Linked DNA regions of Homo sapiens: region 1 is linked to region 2. Evidence: chromatin loops called from intact Hi-C (ENCODE). Cell type or tissue: CD4-positive, alpha-beta T cell. All regions are shown on one strand. Links, peaks and the distances in the headings refer to the core of each region. The heading gives the core; the rest is flanking DNA. Region 1 overlaps TP53TG5 (TP53 target 5). Region 2 holds the start of ACOT8 (acyl-CoA thioesterase 8).

Region 1 (4,380 bases), core at 258-4,257, 480 kb after region 2:
GGTTAAATATCTTGCCCAAATCACACAGGTGGTAAGAGGCAGAAGCAGAATCTGAGCCCGTTTGTCTGAATCCAACACCTGTGCTCTGTAAGCCACTCTGTTTCACTGCCTTCTACTTCACAGAAATAGTAAGGATCCCAAGTTGTAAGGGTCCCGAGTCTGGCATAGAGCGAGGACTCAATCAGCGGGAGCCATTATTATCATCACAGTATTGCCATTATCTGCAGCCCAAGGCCTCATCTCTCTCCACGCCCTTGGCTAGGATGGTGTTGCCACTGGGGGTTTGCAGGGGGCCCAGTCTGTTACAGACACCCTTTGGGAAAGTCTCAGCATTTAATATTTCTGTCAAGGCCACCTTTCTGGGCTCCTCTTTCTGATTTGGCCTCTAGTCGCAGGCAATCAGGAAACATAGAGCTAGAAGGATCAGGATCATCTAGCCCCATCATTTTCCAACTTAAAAATTTTTTTTTTGTATGGAGACAGAGTCTCACCATGTTGCCCAGGCTGGTCTTGAACAGTTTTCCAACTTTATTAAAGCAGTGAAACCTCTGTTCAAATATCTATTTCCAAGCCCCAATTGTGTTGTTATGAGCTGGGGAGAGGTATCCTGCCCCAGTGGGTCAGGGGAGGTGACATTGAGACACCTCCTCAGAACCCTAAGGTTCTTGGAGCACAATTTAGAAAAACTACTGGACTGTTCACCCTCCCAGCTGAAGTCCAGAGAGACAGAACCCTAATCTAGTGGCAGATGATGTAGACAATATTCATTCTTAGGGGCCTTAACTACTAGTCATGGCTTTCACCTTCCCAATCTCTCACATCCCTCTGCTAGTGCTCATCACACCTCCTCACACCAGCACAAGGCCTCTGGGCAGTAGAGAAGTTTCTTTGCAGGCCCCTCTAGCCTTTCTTAACAGGCTCCCCTGAGCTGGCTACATAGCAACTGTCTCGGGAACCAGGGCCTCGGTCCTGCTGTGCTGACTGCCTTTCCTCTCCCTGCCAGGGAAAACAGTGCCTGCAATAAAACAAAACAAAATAATGAAGAGTTCCAGGAGATCGGGTGCTCCGAGAAGGAACTCAAGTCCAAGAAATTAGAGTCCACAGGGGACCCTAAGAAAAAAGAGTACAAGGAGTGGAAGTCCCAGGTGCAGTCAGGGATGAGGAACAAGGAGAAAACGTCATTGGCGGCAATGCCACGGAAAGAAAAGCATATAGAGCCTGAGGTTCCAAGGACATCGAGGGATGATAGCTTGAACCCTGGAGTCCAGGGGAGGCAACCACTCACCGAGGGCCCCCGAGTCATCTTCATTAAGCCCTACCGCAATAGAACTCCCATGGGGCACATGAAGCAGCTGGATGTAGCCGACCAGTGGATCTGGTTTGAGGGGCTGCCCACACGAATCCACCTCCCGGCGCCCAGGGTGATGTGCAGATCCTCCACCCTGCGTTGGGTCAAGCGCCGCTGCACCCGCTTCTGCTCCGCATCACTTGAAATGCCTATGTGGCATCCATACAAGGTGGGTGTGACAACAACACTGCCAGGCTAGGTGAGATGCAAGCCCCAAGCCAGGCCCAGAGCTGGGCCCCAGAGTCAGGGTTCAGGATCTGGAGTCTTGAGTGGTGTGTGGCTGGTAGTGCTGGGAGGCTCCGCCTTCATGTCCAGAGAGGGGGAAGCCTTAGACCAACATCATACAGAAGGGTAGTGACTAGGTTGAGGCGTCTCAGGATACAGCTAGGAGATGTGTGGAAGGAGGGGCACTGAAGTGAGCCATCTCACTGCCTGAAGGCCTTAGCAGAGGTGGAAACTGCTGTGGCTCTGAATCTCACAGTCAGAGGCCTACATAAGTGGGTTTAAGGATTTCCAAATGTGGGAGGGGGGAGATGGTCAAGTAGGGCTTTGCTGCATCCCATTCCCTCTAAGATCAATTCAACTCTCTATTTATGTTTGATTGATTCATGCCTCAAATAAGATTTACTCTGAACAGGCTAGGCATGGTGGCTCACGCCTGTAATCCCAGCACCTTGGGAGGTCGAGGCAGGAAGACTGCTTGAGGCCAGGAGTTCAAGACCATCCTGGGCAACATAATGAGACACTGTCTCTACAAAAAATTTAAAAATTAGCCAGATGTGGTGCCTTGCGCTTGTAGTATCAGCTACTCAGGAGGCTGAGGTCGGAGGATCGCTTAAGCCCAGGAGTCGAGGCTGCAGTGAGCTGTGACTTCGCCACTGCACTCCAGCCTGGGCAAGAGAGCAAGACCCTGTCTTAAAAAAAAAGAAAGGAAAAAAAGATTTACTCTGAGCAGAAAGTTCCTTAGCAAAAAAAGAAGAAAATACCGCAGCCCTTTCGTGGGAGAATGAAAGTCCCACGAAAGGAAGGGGGTGAGTGCCCACCGGGTCTAGCTTAAAGGGAGGCTTTTCCTTTTTAGCAAAGGCATTTCCAACCTACCAGACACCACAGCACCCTTGTCCCTGCGCCCGCTCCCCAAACGACCAGCGCCCCCTGGGGACAGTCTTAGCGCCTAACACCGAGGTTTCTGCTGGCAGGTTGATGTGACCTGGACGAGAGCCAGAGGTGCGAGCAGAGGGTGGAGATCGCGCCATCAGCTGAAGGGGAGGAATGGGTGGCGAAATTCACGAGTCTACAAATAAGATCTTCCATATGGCACCTAAGACGAATACTGCTTACTCTGCCTGTTTGTCTGGGGCTGGGAAGGATGAAGGAAAGAGGCCTTCGGTAGAGGGAGCCTGTGTCGCGACTTCAGGCTTCCCCCACCCCCACCCCGAGGCCCCTAAGGTCAGTCTAGAACCAAAGAAGCCAGCGAGCAGCACCCCTCCCCCACCTCCGCGAGCTAGTCTCCTGAGTGGCGCGCTCTGTGAAGTCAGGGCGCTCGTGTGCTTCCTGGGTGCAAAGTGCCTCACAATCGCCCCGCGAGCTCGCAAGAGGAAACCGCGGCGCGGAGGCAGCAAGTAACTTGCCCAGGCTCACTCAGCTAGAAAGTGGCAGGAGCAAGGGCTCCTGGTTGCTCCCCATTCCATTTTCCCAAGAAAGGGAAAAGGCGAAATGAGAGCCTGCTCAGAAGTCACGAGGCAGGCGGAATAGCCCCAGCACCCTGTAGGTCATGCGCGTGCATTGCGACCTGATTGTCAAAAATTGATTGTCAAAAACTGATTGCACTGTGGCTGGTGTCAAAAAGTGGATGTCAGCTGGGCCTCCAAATGTGTCCTGCCTTGGTCACAGATCACAGAAGGCACCGGATCAGGAGGGGGAGCTGGTACTGCATCTCTACTGCTCCAGGGTGACATGGCAGGTCCACCCTCAATCTGAAGACCTCAACCCCAAGCCCTGGTCGACCCCATCTGGCCGGGGTCACCCTCTGTCGGTAGGAGTCACAGGGTCCTAACCATGCCGTTGGGGAGAGGAAAGCCAAGGGAGCCCGAGTTTTCTCCGGACGAAGACCTCCATATTCCCCAGAGGCAGGCTGCATGGAGTGGGCGCCCTCGGGAGAGCAGTGGAGCCATCGAGGGGCACAGAGCTCTCCGGGATTGGGGGTCAGGGCAGCGATGCAGATAGATCTCCAGTTTGGGACAGAGGGAGAACGATTGGATGGACTCTCCCCCCCTCCCACCCCGCCCACTCACACACTCCTCCCCACCATTACTGGGCACCAAGACTGGGCATCAGCTGCCGCGCGGACCAGCCTGGGCGGAGCCACAGCGCGGGGACTGCTTAGCACCTCATAGTGGCTGCTGCGTGCTCCCGAGCTCCTGCTCCCAGCGCAATCTTCCTGGAGCTCCCCTACGGTCGGTGCCTACCTCCGCCCCCACCACCCCGCTAATTCCCGTGCAAATTCCACCCCAGTAACCACTTTCAGCGGTCTTCCCACCCAGCTTGCACTCCAGCCCATTTCCTGAACAGTCTCCCTTGCAGTTCCCTTGCTGGGTATTTTCAATCCCATCAACTTTCGAAAATAATCTCTACTCACTCTTCCATTCCATCAACCTTTGCGTGAACTTCTGTCCTGAGTGCGCTGTCAGCGGGCAGTCAAGACAGCGCCCTCCCAGCTAAAAAATCTGACCCTTTCTGGGGAGCTCCCTTGCACTAGCCTTCGTGGGGGCCTGCCCAGGGAGCCCCAAGTGGAGGCTGGATTGGGTTGGGCCTGAGTGAGACTGGCAACTTCCACTTTGCTCCAGAGAGCCGGAGTTGGGCCCCAGTTGCCCACTGGGAACGCCACTGAATATATGGGAGGGCTGTATACGAAGGCGGGGACCCAGCATGGCCAGGGCAGCAAGGGGCAGGTCTGGGAGTGAGGGAATCCCAGCAGTACATCCTTCCACCTCATCCCACCTGCCCCGGCACTTAGGCCTCTGGCCACCTGCCTC
Region 2 (4,380 bases), core at 209-4,208:
TGTGGTAATTCACTAGAGTGGCAAACAGAAAACCAATACACCTTCTGACAGCTCTCCATCTTTGGGGGCCCAGCTCAAGCCTCCCTTTCACTCTTACGTCTCTAGCTCGCAGTGATTTTTCTCTTCTGAGTTCCCGCAGCACCTATTTCCCTGAATCACATGGTTAGTACTTGATAACTCACTCATTCAATAATTATTTAATGCCTGCTATGGGCCACACCTTGTGCTAGCCACCTGAGATGGTCTTCCTGAAGGGTGTTTACGGGCAACTGTGGTTTTTTTTTTTTTTTTTTTTTTTTGTATTCCTCTCATTGCTTAGCAAGGTCCTACCCATAAAGGACAAGGTCCAAACACCTCACAATGGTCCCTAAAGACCCTTAGACTGCAAATGACTTCATCTCCTGCCAAACATGGTATCCCTCACTGTTACTCTAACATGCCAACCTTCTTTCATGTATCTTTGTCTTTGCTCCTGTAGGTCCTTCTGCACAGCAACTTCTGGTCAAATGCCTCCATGGTACTCAGTAATTAACCACAGATCTACTCTAGCACTCTACATTCATTCACAGCCCAGGGAAACCATCAATTCCAGTGTGAAGACTTCCCCCACCTCCCAGGCATTTGTCATTCATTTCTTTCTCCGTACATTTCTTTTTTTTTTTTTTTTTCCACATTCCTTTTAAAGCATTTATCACACACCAGTTTGCTTGAGTTCAAGTTTATCCTAGTTCTCTGGGGATAGTTTGAACACTTATTCATCTTTATGTCACCTATACCCAGCATAGCACTGGACTTCAGAACAGTGGAAAGAATATAGCCTGGCTGTCTAATTGAGGAGCTTTGGTTGAGCATCTCAATCCAAGTCTCAAACTCGGATATGCTTTAACTCTGAGTTGGCCCGCATGCTCTGAGTTAAAATTTGAACTGATTCAATTTTTTTAAATGGGAAAATCCACATAAAGTGTGGATTTCTGACAACTCTTGCCCAAAATTCTGGCAACACTAGATCTTTATTTTCATATGGCAGCCATCAGCTGGAGCTGATTAGATGGCATCTACTCTCCATTTGGCCCATTTCACACTTCTGTTGTCCCTAGCACAAAGACCTGGTGTTGGTTGCTATTTCATCATTCTTTTTCTTAAAGTAAAATTCAAAGTTAAAACTTTCTTACATTGGGTTGTTTCACCTAATCCCTGAAGGCATTTGAGTTTTCAACTCCTGTCTTAACCTCTAAGCCTGACTTCTCATCTGTCAAATCTTCTCATCTGTCAAATGCAAAAAAATAACATTTATCTATAATTCTGAAAAAAAAGCCCTGCAGGGTAAAGCATGCATAGAGAACACTGCCTGGCACATGGAAAGTGTTTGAAAACGGTTAATATAAGGAGCTCAAAAACCATTTACAAAATGAATGAATAGACCAGGCATAGTGGCTCATGCCTGTAATCCTAACACTTTGAGACGCCGAAAGATCGCTTAGTCCAGGAGTCTGGGAACAGCCTAGCCAACATAACAAGACCCAGTCTGTACAAAATCAAATAATTAGCCAGGCATGGTGGCGTGCACCTCCAGTTCCAACTACTTGAGAGGCTGAGGTGGGAGGATCGCTTGAGCCCAGCAGTTGAAGGCTCAGTGAGCTGATTGTGCCACTGCACTCCAGCCTGGGGGACAGAGTGAGACCCTGTTTCAACAAATATATAAGAACTAAAAACTGAATGAATGAATGAACGAACATTCCAACGACCATGTGACTGTTTTGTAAAGAGGAGACTGATGAAGGAAATTATCGCCAAGGTGTTTTTATCCGTTTATGAAAGCCATACTTTGTATTTGGGTTGCTGCAGCTGCTCAAAACAATGGGAGAAACTGCAGTTATAAATTCCAGAAAAGCCTGTGAATGGAGTGAAAGTGGAGTGGGTGGTCAAAAACCAATGGCCGTGGAGGCTTAGCTCTCTTCACAAGGCACACAGCAGGTGCTCAATGAGTGCCTGTTGAATGAATGGCCACGCAGCCCAATGCGTGCCTATGCACCCCTCCTCCTCCAGGCAGCCCTCCGGAGGTCCAGCCTCCTCCCCACCCTCTTGGCCCGCCCCGCCCCGCCCGCCCTTACAGGATGTCTTCGCGGATGGAGGTGCCATGGTTGAGGTTGTGGAAGCGGACGGAGACGCAGTCCCTGAGAATGAAGGAGCACCTGTTCTCCCTTTTGTAGGCGCTGAAGCACTCCTTGAAGTCCTCATAGGTCTTGAAGCAGCTGCCCAGCTCCATGGCCGCCCCCACAACCCACACTAGGGGCTGGTCCCAGCCCGGGCCCAAGATCACACCAGGGGTCAAAGGTCACACTATGAGGGTTTATAGGCAGGCGTGGGCCCAGAATGCCTTAAGGGTCCGCCCCAACTGGGTGGCCTATTCTGGAACTCAGGGAGGAACCCTAGGCCTGACCGGGTTACAAGAGGAAGGGGGTGTATTTGCTATCTGACAGGGGAAATGACACTCAGTCCATATTATCCAGTCCCGAGGTTCCGCCTCCTCAGCGACATATCCAGTCACACACAGGATTCGCAGATTGGCATTCATTTTCTCCAATTGCTAGAGAAAGAGGGCCACAGCCACCAGCGGACTGACAGGAGTCCTGACCAATCATAACCTAGATTCCTCCTTCCCGGGGTCTGCAGGAGACTTCCGGTTACTAGGGCAATCTGCCGGAAGAGTCAGGTTCTGTGTATGTCTCCGCGTCTTCCGCGGAGCGGGTGTGCAGGGCCTGCAGCATTGAACTAGATGTCGTCCCCGCAGGCCCCAGAAGATGGGCAGGGCTGTGGCGACCGCGGCGATCCCCCTGGGGACCTCCGTAGCGTCTTGGTCACGACCGTGCTCAACCTCGAGCCGCTGGACGAGGATCTCTTCAGGTAGCCGGCAGCTCCTGCCCAGCATCCCCTCCTTTAGGGCAGAAACTTGATCTTGACTGCCGCCGCCCGGGGCCCCTGGCTCCGGGACTAGTATGGCTCTGCGTGGGATGCACCCTCTGCCACGATTAGGAGAGAACTCGCCCCCAACAGAGCTGTCCTCTCTGCTCTGGCTTCCTCCCTTCCTCTCCGCGCTGCGAGGTCTGCACAGCTGAGCAAATATAGTGGTGACCTGAGAGACCCTGCTCGGCAGCCTGCCCTAAGCCTTCACGGGGGAGCTAGCCCAGAGAGGGCAGTGATTTGCCCAAGGGCACACAGCTGATGGATCAGCCTTAAAACCGACGCCGCAGCTCCTTGTGTCTTCAGTATCCTTTTCTTCTCACAATATCCCGCCCCCAGTACCATTTGGTGGGTCTGGTTTCTCATTACTTATTCTGAGGCCTAAGCATGTTTTTTTCTTTCCCAGCATCGCTGAAGTTCTTGACTGCAGCAAGGGTTTCTTTCTTTCTTTGAGGCGGAGTCTTGCTCTGTTGCCCAGGCTGGAGTGCAGTGGTGCGATCTCGGCTCAGTGCAACCTCCGCCTCCCGGGTTCAAGCATTTCTCCTGCCTCAGCCTCCTGATTAGCTGGGACATACAGGCGCGCCACAGCCCAGCTAATTTTTTAACTTCTTTTAGTAGAGACGGGGTTTCACCGTGTTGGCCAGGCTGGTCTCGAACTCCTGACCTTGTAATCTGCCCACCTCTGCCAAAGTGCTAGGATTACAGGCATGAGCCACCGCGCCCAGCCCCCTGCAGCAAGGCTTCTAACAGCTTTGACCTCCAAGGCTTCTCCTGGCTTTACTGGAAGTTATCTTACTTTGAGCTCCCTTCCTTCCACTTAAGGAATTGTAAATAACTTCTTGGAGGGCTATTTGATTTTTGTTTTTGAAGACAAGATCTGGCCCTGTTGTCCAGGCTGGAGTGCAGTGGCACGAACATGGCTCACTGCAACCTCGACCTCCTGGGCCCAAGTGACCCTTCTGCCTCAGTCTCCCGTTTAGCTGGGACCATAAGCGCTTGCCACCACATCCAGCTAACTTTTTTATTTTTAGTAGACATGAGGCCCCACTTTGGAGCCCAGGCTGGTTTTGAACTCATGGGCTCAGGCGATCCTCCCACCTCGGCTTCCCAAAGTGCTGGGATTGATTACAGGCGAGAGCCACCTGCCAGGTCATGGAGGGCTGTTCATAACTCATTGTTACAGAAAATGCCAAACAGCTGGGACGTGGGAGGCTAGAGACATAATTATTCAGCTTCCAATGGGCCTACATTCTGGGCAAGCATTTTCATCTCTGGGGCCAAGCTGCAGTTTTCTCATCTGTACACTGAAGGAGTTAGACTTGATGTCTGAGGGCTCTTGTTATTTATTCATTTATACATTTATTTAATTTTATTTTTTGAGATGGAGTCTTGCTCTGTCACCCAGGCTGGAGTGCAGTG

What was found. A loop is a pair of places that touch in the nucleus more often than their neighbours do. Peaks named below come from ENCODE experiments on the same cell type or tissue, not always from the same donor. Only the 100,000 strongest peaks of a DNase experiment are listed, where the experiment ranks them.
Region 1: a loop joins it to region 2, with 3 times the contacts of the local background. A loop is called at or near these places in 2 of 110 quality-filtered maps.

Annotation. Positions count from the first base shown.
Region 1 is chr20:45,372,176-45,376,555 of GRCh38, reverse strand. TP53TG5 (TP53 target 5) reads left to right here. Exons shown (of 5, transcript NM_014477.3): 4 at 1,004-1,517; 5 at 2,545-3,999. The coding sequence ends at 2,649. All of the region lies in intron 3 of SYS1-DBNDD2 (SYS1-DBNDD2 readthrough (NMD candidate)), which reads right to left. It also overlaps a transcript of SYS1 not described here. Among named protein-coding and RNA genes, the nearest start is that of TP53TG5, 4.0 kb to the left of the region's middle. RefSeq lists an enhancer at 3,154-3,213. In CD4-positive, alpha-beta T cell, for the core only: CTCF peaks have their summits at 2,318 and 2,518 (motif pointing left); DNase peaks (open chromatin) are centred at 2,525 and 2,875; H3K4me3 peaks cover 1,283 bases; H3K27ac peaks cover 1,182 bases.
Region 2 is chr20:45,855,712-45,860,091 of GRCh38, reverse strand. It overlaps ACOT8 (acyl-CoA thioesterase 8), which reads left to right and starts at 2,700. Exons shown (of 6, transcript NM_005469.4): 1 at 2,700-2,904. The coding sequence starts at 2,777. It overlaps ZSWIM3 (zinc finger SWIM-type containing 3), which reads right to left and starts at 2,478. Exons shown (of 2, transcript NM_080752.4): 1 at 2,112-2,478. The coding sequence starts at 2,266. In CD4-positive, alpha-beta T cell, for the core only: no CTCF peak of the experiment used is centred there; a DNase peak (open chromatin) is centred at 2,601; H3K4me3 peaks cover 2,382 bases; H3K27ac peaks cover 1,138 bases.